Regions from separate parts of the Homo sapiens genome. Here region 2 is linked to region 1. A link is an interaction called in ENCODE POLR2A ChIA-PET data of the cell type or tissue named here. Cell type or tissue: OCI-LY7. All regions are shown on one strand. Links, peaks and the distances in the headings refer to the core of each region. The heading gives the core; the rest is flanking DNA.

Region 1 (5,370 bases), core at 319-5,318:
GGCTTCAGTGGGGCTGTAGCTCCTGGAGGGGCGGTAAGGCCATGCGTGATCTGGAAAAGGGTGCAGAGAGAGGGACGTGGTGAGGCAGCCAGGGTCTGGGGCCTTCTCGCTGGCAGCTGCGAGCTCTCATCAGGAAGCTGCAGTTCTGGGGATACACACAGTGGGATGGAGGGTGGGCAGAAAGGGAGAAGTTCATCTCAGACGTCACCAGTACCAGGGACAAGAGGGCTCCAGGGAAGGAGAGGGAGATGGGCTGCAGGCTTAGGGCAGGTGGCCTTTGCTGAGGGGTGTGTGAGGGATTGTGCCTGTCCTCATGGAGGTGGAACCTGGGCTCCGTTAAATCCCTATTCACGTACCACCTCCTACGTTGGCCACATTTTTCCCCATAAGCTCCTCTCTGCCAGGCACTGAGCCAGGGGGCCAAGCAGAGGGGTCAGGAGGGGCTTGGGTCCACAGCCCAGGCATCACGGCCCTCACAGGGCTCTCCCTCCCCAGCTCCGCACCTGCAGCTAGTCTCAATCCATCTGCCCACCACCAGCGGTCTGAGGCCTGGGCAGCTGCAGTGCCAGCAGCTTTCCAGCCAGTGTGAGGCGCAAGATGAGACAGCCTCGGCCCTGAGCTGTCAGCTGCATCTTGTAGGTCTGGACATGCTCCTTGGCCAGCAGCAGGGTGGTTGTCAACCTAGAGGGCAGGAACTTCAGGGACAGAGTAGGGGCAGCAAATAAAGACAAGACTTGCAGCTGGGTTATCTGAGCAGGGGCATCTGAGACCGCAGGGAGACGAGAAGCTCCTGGCGCTCCGAAGGCAGGGAATGAGTGTGTCTGCCCCTGGAATCACACCTGACACATAGCAGAAGTTCCAGGAGTGACTGCTGACCAAACCAAATGGCCCCAGCAGCCCCCAAGCACAGCTGGCTGGATCTGCTCCCAGCATGGGTGGCAAAGAATCAGTCTGGTTCCCAAAAGCTTTGGTTACTGGCCTGGCTTCCAAACCGAGAGTGTTTCACATAGGAACTGAGTCTGAGAGAGCAGCTGCCCCTCCTGTCCATCACCAAGAGGCTGAGCTTTAACTCTTGACACTTTCGTAAGCAGAGGCCAGTAGAGCAGAGGCTGCAGCAGTCCAGGAAACAGTAGTGGCTGAGAAAATGGGCTCAGGGGCCAGGAGAGGTGGCGCATGCCTGTAATCCCAACATTTTGGGAGGCTGAGGCGGGTGGATCACTTGAGGCCAGGAGTTTGAGACCAGGCTGGCCAGCATGGCAAAACCCCATCTCTACTAAAAACACAAAAATTAGCCAGGTGTGGTGGTGCATGCCTGTTATCCCAGCTACTCGGGAGGCTGAGAGAGGAGAATCGCTTGAACCCGGGAGGCGGAGGTTGAAGTGAGCCGAGATCACGCCACTGCACTCCAGCCTGGGCAACAGAGTGAGACTCCATTTCAAAAAAAAAAAAAAAAAAAAAGACGCTGGTAGTAAACAAGCTGTGCTGCCCCGCAGGTGCATCTTGGTGAGATATCAGCCCTGAGGTCTGGGCTGACCATGGGCTCAATATTATTATCAATATTCCAGACACTGTTATCATGAATATTATAGAAGGGCAAAGGGAGCCCAGATCAGGAAATAGGTTAACCCTCTAGAAGAAACAATAAAAGGAATCTCCCAGAATGGGTAAGGTAGTGAGCCATCTGCTGGGAGCAAGATGTCAGTCTCTGAAAACACCGGGAGCCACGGACCTAAGTCCATCAGGGAATCAGGCTGTGACTGCAACATAGAAGCCAGGGCTGCGTCAAGTGTATCGTCCCGTGAAACATAAACAAAGGCCAAGTTGAGCAAGGAGGGCCCAAGGATTTGGTTTTTGTGTAGAAGACAGACACGGACTCCCGTGGAGAAGAGGCATTTTGGAGTGCCTGTCCTCAGTGGTAGGTCACATCTTTCCGCGGCCTAGACAAACATTGTTAGAGCCAGGTGCAGTGGCTTTCCCATGTAATCTCAGCAACTTGGGAGGCTGAGATGGGAGGATTGCTTCAGCTCAGGAGTTGAAGGCTTCAGTGGGCTGTGATGGTGACACTGCACGCCAGCCTGGGTGACACAGCAAGACCCTGACTGAAAAAAAAACAAAAAACAAAAAAACCCACCTCTAAGCCTGTCTAGGTCACCAGACACCTGGCTGGCACGCATGGTATTCCCACCACTGGCTAGTATGTCCCAGTGGTGGATATAACCCAGAATTCTCTCCAGACGCCTCAGCCCTACGTGATAATCAGCAAGATACAAGCAAGTTTCTCAGCCAGCATAGCAGAGGACAAAGCTCAGGGTGAAGTGTTTCCATTACCATGCCACCTCCCCGCTAATCCTGAGACATCTGGCCAGGAAATGGGGGGAGGGTCAAAGGTCAAAGGAGACTTCACTCTGAACAAATTTCAGTAACACACTAGATGGGATTCAAAAAAGACAGTAAACACATTTCCCAAATAAAATCAATGTTTCAGAGTCCATCTTGAACAAACGGACATGCTTCGCCTTATGCCAACTTTTTTTTCTTTTTTGAGACGAAGTTTCACTCTGCAGCCCAGGCTGGAGTGCAGTGGTGCCATCTCGGCTCACTGCAACCTCTGCCTCCCAGATTCAAGTGATTGTTCTGCCTCGTTCTCCTGAGTAGCTGAGATTACAGGCGCACGCCACCATGCCTGGCCTATTTTTTGTATTTTTAGTAGAGATGGAGTTTCACCATGTTGGTCAGGCTGGTCTCGAACTCCTGACCTCAGGTGATCCACCTGCCTTGGCCTCCCAAAGTGCTGGCATTACAAGTGTGAGCCACTGCGCCCAGACTAATTTTGTATTTTTATTTATTTATTTATTTTGAGGTGGAGTCTCCCTGTTGCCCAGGTTGGAGTGCAGCGGCACAATCTCAGCTCACTGCAACCTCTGCCTCTGGGGTTCAAGCGATTCTCCTGCCTCAGCCTCCAGAGTAGCTGGGATTACAGGCATGCGCCACCACACCAGGCTAATTTTGTACTTTTAGTAGAGATGGGGTTTCACCATGTTAACCAGGCTGGTCTCAAATTCCTGACCTCAGGTGATCCGCCCATCTCAGCCTCTGAAAGTGCTGGGATTACAGGCATGAGCCACCTTGCCCAGCCTAAATCGAGGTTCTCCAAGAAAAACTAAAACAGGCTGGGTGTGGTACTCACGCCTGTAAGCCCAGCACTTTGGGAGGCCGAGGTGGGCGGATCACTTGATGTCAGGAGTTTGAGACCTGCCTGGCCAACAGAGCAAAACCCATCTCTACTAAAAATACAAAAAAAATTAGCCAGGCGTGGTGGCTCATACCTGTAGTCCTAGCTACTTGGGAGGCTGAGGCAGGAGATTCGCTTAAGCCCAGAAGGTGGAGGTTGCAGTGAGCTGAGATCACGCCATTGCACTCCAGCCTGGGTGACTGAGAGAGACTCTGTCTCGCAAAAAAAAAAAAAAAAAGAAAAAAAAAGAAAAACTAAAACAACACAAAGGATGAAGATGGGTCAAATGGTCATGTTGGCCAGCTGAGGTGGCTCACGCCTATAATCCTAGCACTTTGGGAGGCCAAGGCAGACGGATCACCTGAGGTCAGGAGTGTGAGACCAGCCTGGCCAACACGGTGAAACCCTGTCCCTACTAAAAATTCAAAAAATTAGCTGGGCATAGTGGCACGTGCCTGTAATCCCAGCTACTTGGGAGGCTGAAGCAGGAGAATTGCTTGAACCTGGTAGGCAGAGGTTGCAGTGAGCTGAGATTGTGCCACTACACTCCAGCCTGGCGACAGAGCGAGACTCCATCTCAAAAAAAAAAAAAAAAGTCACGTTGTCAATTAAAATGAATCAATGGAAATAAAGATAAGGGTGTGGACTTCTAACTGGTCAGAATCCCTGCTCTCTCTTCTCCTATTCAGAAAGCTCTACTCAACATTTATCGCAGACAGAGGGGGTCAGATTTGTGACTGTCTGCCTCCCAATCAGACCGTGAGAGCCTGAGGCATTTATCTTTCTGGCCAATTGCATATAGGAGAGTACCATAATGCCTGTTGAATTAATGGACAACTGATAAGAATAGCAAACATTTATTCTGTGCGTACCAAGTGCCAGCTGCTGGGCTGGGCACTTTATGAAGATGATCTCATTCAGTTCCTTTTACAACAGCATGTCTGGGAGCAATCTCTAGCCCCATTTTACACATAAGAAACTGAGGCCCAGAAAGGTCACTTCATTTACCTGAGATCATATAATAGGAAGAGTGGAGATGAGGGCTCAGCACTGTTGGGTGTCAGAGGTGAGGTGAGTAAAAGGCATGCAGAGAAGGGGCTGCTTCGCTCACCTCTGCCCTGATAGAATGGGCCCTTGTAGGGAGGTATGGTTTGTGAGTTTCATTCCATTTCAACCAGCCCAAGGGCCACTCATGGTATGATTTGTTTGGTGTTGGCTGTGCCAAAAAATGCTTTACTGAAGTGTGCTCAAAAGGAGCAGGTCATCCGATGACATCTGGAATTGCTTGGGCTGGAGTGCAGTGGCGTGATCTCGGCTCACTGCACCTTCAACCTCTGGGCTCAGGTGATCCTCCTGCCTCAGCCTCCCAAGTAGTCGGGACCACAGGCACACACCACCAAGCCTGACTAATTTTTGATTTTTTTTTTTTTTTTGAGACGGAGTCTCAGTCTGTTGTCCAGGCTGGAATGCAGTGGTGTGATCTCGGCTCACCGCAACCTCCGCCCCCTGGGTTCAAGCGATTCTCCTGCCTCAGTCTCCTGAGTAGCTGGGATTACAGGCTTGTACCACCACACCGGGCTAATTTTTCTATTTTTTAGTAAAGATGGGGTTTCACTATGTTGGCCGGGCTGGTCTTGAACTCCTGACCTCAAGTGATCCACCCGCCTCGGCCTCCCAAAGTGCTGGGATTACATGCATGAGCCACCGTGCCCGGCTAATTTTTGATTTTTTTGGAGAGATGAGGTCTCCCTTTGTTGCCCAGGCTGGTCTTGAACTCCTGGTCTCAAGCGATTTGCCCACCTCAGCCTCCCAGTGTTGGGATTACAGGCGTGAGCCACCACACCTGGGCCCCATTCTTTTCTTAACAGCTTTATTGAGATATAATACATACCATATAATTCACCCATTTAAAACATAAAATTCAACAGTTTAGGATATTCACAGGCATGTGCAACCATCACCACAGTCCATTTTAGAACATTTTCCTTACCACAGAGAAACCTGCCATCCTTTGGCTCTGACCCTGCTATTCCCTCAGGCCTAAGCAACCGCTAATTAACTTTCCATCTGTAGAGATTTGCCGATTCTGGATATACAACAGGTGGTCTTGTGTGACTGGCTTCCTTCACTCACCATAA
Region 2 (5,370 bases), core at 157-5,156, 710 kb before region 1:
AGGTGACTAACCCGACAGCAAATGCAAGACCATTGGCCCAGTATGCGCTGCCGGCTCCATTGCTTTTGATCATGAACCCCACCCCCAGCAGAGCTTGGCCAGTTTGAGACAATGAGGGGCCCAGGAAAGCTGGGTCAGGGGTAAGCAAGGGCACAGGAAGAGACGAAGAGAGGTCCTGGAAGTCCCAGTGAGACGTTTGGACTTTGGGTGAGAACAGGAAATCCTGGGAGAGAGTTGAGCAGGGAAGCAACAGGTGTGATCTATGCTTTTGGGAGGTGACCCCAGCTGCGGTGCGGAGAATGATCAGTCTCAGGGGGCTTGAGGCAGCAGGTAGAGGAATTGAGAGAGTGGAGTGAGCCTCCAGGTGAGGAGATGGTGGAGGTGAGGTGGAGATGGTGGAGGTGAGGTAGAGATGGAGGAGGAGGACAGGTTCAGATGGCTGCTGTCTCGCCGACCCGTGCATGCCACGCCTCAGCCCACACACGCCCTTGGCTGAAGGGCTCCCAGGGAGATGGGTATGGAGTCCCTGGCTTCGTACAAGGAGAGGAAAAACAAAACTTGCCCAGGAACCTTGGGATGTGAAGGAGAGGAAACAGCTGGGGGGGTTTATTTTTATTTTTATTTTTATTTTTGAGACGAAGTTTCGCTCTTGTTGCCCAGGCTGGAGTGCAATGGTGCAATCTCGGCTCACTGCAACCTCTGCCTCCCGGGTTCAAGCAATTCTCCTACCTCAGCCTCCCGAGTAGCTGAGATTACAGGCATGCGCCACCACACCCAGCTAATTTTTTGTATTTTTAGTAGAGACGGGGTTTCTCCATGTTGGTCATGCTGGTCTCGAACTCCCGACCTCAGGTGATCTGCCCACCTTGGCCTCCCAAAGTGCTGGGAGTACAGGCATGAGCCACCGCGCCCGGCCACAGCTGGGGGTTTTAACAAGAAGACGGTCATGGGGCAGAGCAAGAGACGAAACGAAGAGAATGAAACAGGCAGAGGGTGTTAATTCTGGTGGAGTCAGAGGGGAACTGGGGACTGGTGGCACACGCACAGGAAAGCCCCAGATGGGGTACTGGGCAACAGCCACTGAAATTTGGGATGTACTTACTCTTCAACCCAGCCATTCTGCTTCCAGAACTTGGTCTTGTAATAGTTAAACAAGCACACGCGGTGTATGCAAGGGTGTTAGTTGCAACATCAGACCCATGTCTCAAATTCCGGAAACATCCTAAATAACCAGCAGTCTGGACTTAAGTAAATCTTGGTGCATTCCACTTATGAAATCTTTGCATTCATCAAAAAAGACAAGAGGCCTAGGGCCGGGTGTGGTGGCTGAAACCTGTAATCCCAGCACTTTGGGAGGCCGAGGCAGGTGGATCACCTGAGGTCAGGAGTTCGAGACCAGCCTGACCAACATGGAGAAACCCCATCTCTACTAAAAATACAAAATTAGCTGGGCGTGGTGGCGCATGCCCGTAATCCGAGCTTCTTGGGAGGCTGAGGCAGGAGAATCACTTGAACCTGGGAGGTGGAGGTTGCGGTGAGCCGAGATCGCGCCACTGCACTCCAATCTGGGTGACAGAATGAGACCCCATCACAAAAAAAAAGAAAAAAGAAAAAAAGTAGGTCTGTCCGTATGTGTTGACAGGGAAAGATGTCTACAATGCAGGTAAAATGATAGAGTGTGGGCTGGGCTTGGTGGCTCACGCCCATAACCCCGGCTACTTGGGAGGCTGAGGCAAGAGAATTGCTTGAACCTGGGAGGTGGAGGGTGCAATGAGATTGGCTCACAGCAATCTCTTCCTCTCGGGTTCAAGTGATTCTCCTGCCTCAGCCTCCCGAGTAGCTGGAACTACAGGAATGAGGCACTATGCCTGGCTAATTTTTGTATTTTAGTAGAGATGGTGTTTCACTGTGTTGGCCAGGCTAGTCTCGAACTCCTGACCTTAAGTGATCCATCCACCTTGGTCTCCCAAAGTGTTGGGATTGTACGTGTAAGCCACCACACACAGCTGTGTGATTTTTTTTTTTTTTCAATGAGCATATGCCACTTTTATTGTTAAACAGTGTTCTCACTATGGGGGAGAAAAGTGCCAGACAGGTGGCAGTTTCAGTTATCTTTTTTTTTTGAGACATTTTCTCACTCTGTCGCCCAGGCTGGAGTGCAGTGGCATGATCTTGGCTCACTGCAACCTCTGCCTCCTGGGTTCAAGCAATTCTCGTGCCTCAGCCTCCCAAGTAGCTGGGATTATAGGCATGCGCCACCACACCTGGCTAATTTTGTATTTTTAGTAGAGACAGGGTTTTACCATGTTGGCCAGGCTGGTCTCAAACTCCTGACCTCAGGTGATCCACCTACCTCGGCCTCCCAAAGTGCTGGGATTACAGGCATGAGCCACGCACCCAGCCAGTTTTAGTTATCTTTGAAAAATGAACTGGGGCTGGGCACAGTGAGCTTGCACCTGTAATCCCAGCACTTGGGAGGCCAAGGCAGGCAGATGGCTTAAGCCCAGGAGTTCCAGACCAGCCTGGCTAACATGGAGAGACCCCCACCTCTACAGAAAAAAGACAAGAAAAATAAACTGGGTGGCCTTGGGGGACAGGGACCAGCACAGTAGGTTTCTCATCTCTCGGCCCACCTCGGCCTCCCCAAGTGCTGGTATTACAGGTGTGAGCCACCGTCCCTGGCCTGCATCTTCATGCTCTTTTCAGGGTTTGGTTCTTGCCTCAAGCGGAGAGATCAGAAATTGAATGAGGTAGTAAGTTGAGGACCTCCCAGACCCATATGGTCCGGGATGCAAATGATGGTCAGAAATAGACCTCACTCCAACCACTGGGCCTGAGGTTCAGCCTGGTTCAGGCTGGGTTTAGTCCCCAGGGATGGTTTGTTTTTGGTTTTGTGTGTGTGTGTGTGTGTGTGTGTGTGTGTGTGTGTGTGTGTGTGTGTGTTTTCAGACAGAGTCTTGCTCTGTCGCCAGGCTGGAGTGCAGTGGCGCGATCTCGGCTTACTATAACCGCTGCCTCCTGGGTTCAAGCCATCCTGCCTCAGCCTCCCGAGTAGCTGGGATTACAGGCACGTGCCACCACGCCTAGCTAATTTTTTGTATTTTTAGTAGAGACGGGGTTTCACCATGTTGGCCAGGATGGTCTCGATCTCCTGACCTCGTGATCCCCCCACCTCGGCCTCCCAAAGTGCTGGGATTACAGGCGTGAGCCACCGCGCCCAGCCGCCCAGAGATGTTTGAACCAACTTTAGGCAAGTTGGTTCTTGGTCTGGGCTGCGTGCCCTGGCGTCAGGGTCCTGACACTGCGCCACCCCGCACCGCCCACCGCTGCTCTCCCGGTCTCCATTCCAGCCCTCCCGCCTCCTGCCCACAATGGCCTCTGCTGACAAGAATGGCGGGAGCGTGTCCTCTGTGTCCAGCAGCCGCCTGCAGAGCCGGAAGCCACCCAACCTCTCCATCACCATCCCGCCACCCGAGAAAGAGACCCAGGCCCCTGGCGAGCAGGACAGCATGCTGCCTGAGGTAAGGGGGCTGGCCTGGGGGCTCACTGTTCTGCCGTAGGTAACAGATGTACCCACGTGACACTTTCTGGTCAGTTTCACTTCCCAGAGGGGCTCCTTCCTGAGCCACAGCTGCTGTCTGTGCAGCCCTTGACTCGGGCCCTACCCCCTCCTTCCTGGGCCCGAAATATCACAGGGAGTAAAGCCAGGAACCGGGCTCACTCTCATCGTGGTCAGGGGCACACAGGAAGGGCCAGCCCCAAGAAAGTGCTTGCTGGTAACCCTGGGGCCCTGGCTGTTCTCATTTCACCCCCTAGGCCTGGACTCTCAGTCTCTCTTCTGAGGGCTGGGGGCTTTCTTTGACATGGGTGAGCAGGGGACAGTGTCTCCCTGGCATCAGCAGCCCGCCTAGGCAGTGTCCGCTTCCTTTGGGAGGACGAGAACAGATCAGTGTTTCTGACAGTCTGGTCTAGTGCCCCATAAAGAGCTCATTGAAAACCGGCTTGTGGCAGCGTGGGCTTCCTGCACAGTCTGGAGTATAAAGGGAAGCGATGTTAACGCCCCCCGTTCACCCGAGAGCTCTGCAGAAGACACAGCAGCAGGCAGGAGCGTCATGGTGCAGAGGGGAGGGACTGGATGAGGAGTTAGGAAAACACACGCTGGCCTTGACGGAGAAAAGTTAGACAATGGCGATTTTAAATTCAGAATGAGGCTGGGCGAGGTCGCCTCATGCCTGTAATCTCATCACTTTGGGAGGCTGAGGCAGCCAGATCACTTGAGCCCAGGAGTTCGAGACCAGACTAGACAACATAGCAAGACTCTGTCTCTGCAAAAAAAATTAAAAAAGAGCTGGGTGTGGTGGCACATGCCTGTAATCCCAGCTACTTAGGACACTGAGGTAGAAGGCTTGCTTGAGCCTGGGAGGTCGAGGCTCCAGTGAGCTATGATGGTGCCACTGCCCTCCAACCTGGGCAACAGAGCAAGACTCTGTCCCAAAAAATATATATATAGGCCGGGCATGGTAGCTCATGCCTGTAATCCCAGCACTTTGGGAGGCCGAGGCGGCCAGATCACTTGAGGTCAGGCAGGAGTTCGAGACCAGCCTGGCCAACATGGTGAAACCCCGTCTCTACTAAAAATACAAAAATTAGCCGGGTGTGGTGGCACATGCCTATAGTCCCAGCTACTCAGGAGGCTGAGGCAGAAGAATCGCTTGAACCTGGGAGGCGGAGGTGTCAGTGAGTCGAGACCACACCACTGCACTCCAGCCTGGACAATACAGTGAGATTCCATCTCCAAAAAAAAAAAAAAAAAAAAAAAAAAAATATATATATATATATATATACATATACAAACACACACACACACACACACACACACACACACACATTATATATATATATTTCCAAATGAAAGCAAATTGGGGCATAAATCAGGGTTGAAGTTTGTTCTCAGGGTTTTCAGAATAGGAGGCTAAAGAAAAGCCAGCCCAGGACCTGGGCTGCACACACCACCGCCTGCCCTCCCTCCTTCCTCCCCAAGAGGAAGAACCCAGCCTACTTGAAGAGCGTCAGCCTCCAGGAGCCACGCAGCCGATGGCAGGAGAGTTCAGAGAAGCGCCCTGGCTTCCGCCGCCAGGCCTCACTGTCCCAGAGCATCCGCAAGTGAGCCCCCCTACACCCAAGCCCAGCACCCCCCACCCAGCAACCTGTGGATTCTCGGGGCCTGGACATGATTGGGCCTGGTCCCTGCGTCCCCTCTCTGGAAGGAGGAGGCCGGCATTAATGAGCAATGTCTCCCTGTGGCCTATTATCATGGTATAGATGGGGAAATGGGTATGTGCTTTGCGGAATATCACGGTGTGGAGGCTG

The links. Peaks named below come from ENCODE experiments on the same cell type or tissue, not always from the same donor. Only the 100,000 strongest peaks of a DNase experiment are listed, where the experiment ranks them.
Region 2: POLR2A ChIA-PET joins it to region 1 with 8 read pairs; 2 of 35 experiments call an interaction of 5 or more read pairs at or near these places.

Annotation. Positions count from the first base shown.
Region 1 is chr17:75,768,526-75,773,895 of GRCh38, reverse strand. No RefSeq gene overlaps it. Among named protein-coding and RNA genes, the nearest start is that of GALK1, 6.0 kb to the right of the region's middle. RefSeq lists an enhancer at 1-106. In OCI-LY7, for the core only: CTCF peaks have their summits at 587 and 1,680 (motif pointing left); a DNase peak (open chromatin) is centred at 2,335.
Region 2 is chr17:76,479,526-76,484,895 of GRCh38, reverse strand. It overlaps RHBDF2 (rhomboid 5 homolog 2), which reads left to right. Exons shown (of 19, transcript NM_001005498.4): 3 at 3,351-3,521; 4 at 5,042-5,163. The coding sequence starts at 3,372. Among named protein-coding and RNA genes, the nearest start is that of AANAT, 15 kb to the right of the region's middle. RefSeq lists silencers at 943-1,143, 1,055-1,349, 3,024-3,073, 3,134-3,233, 4,054-4,123. In OCI-LY7, for the core only: CTCF peaks have their summits at 2,353 and 2,698; DNase peaks (open chromatin) are centred at 2,045, 2,815, 3,595, 4,045 and 2 weaker places; H3K4me3 peaks cover 3,482 bases; H3K27ac peaks cover 5,000 bases.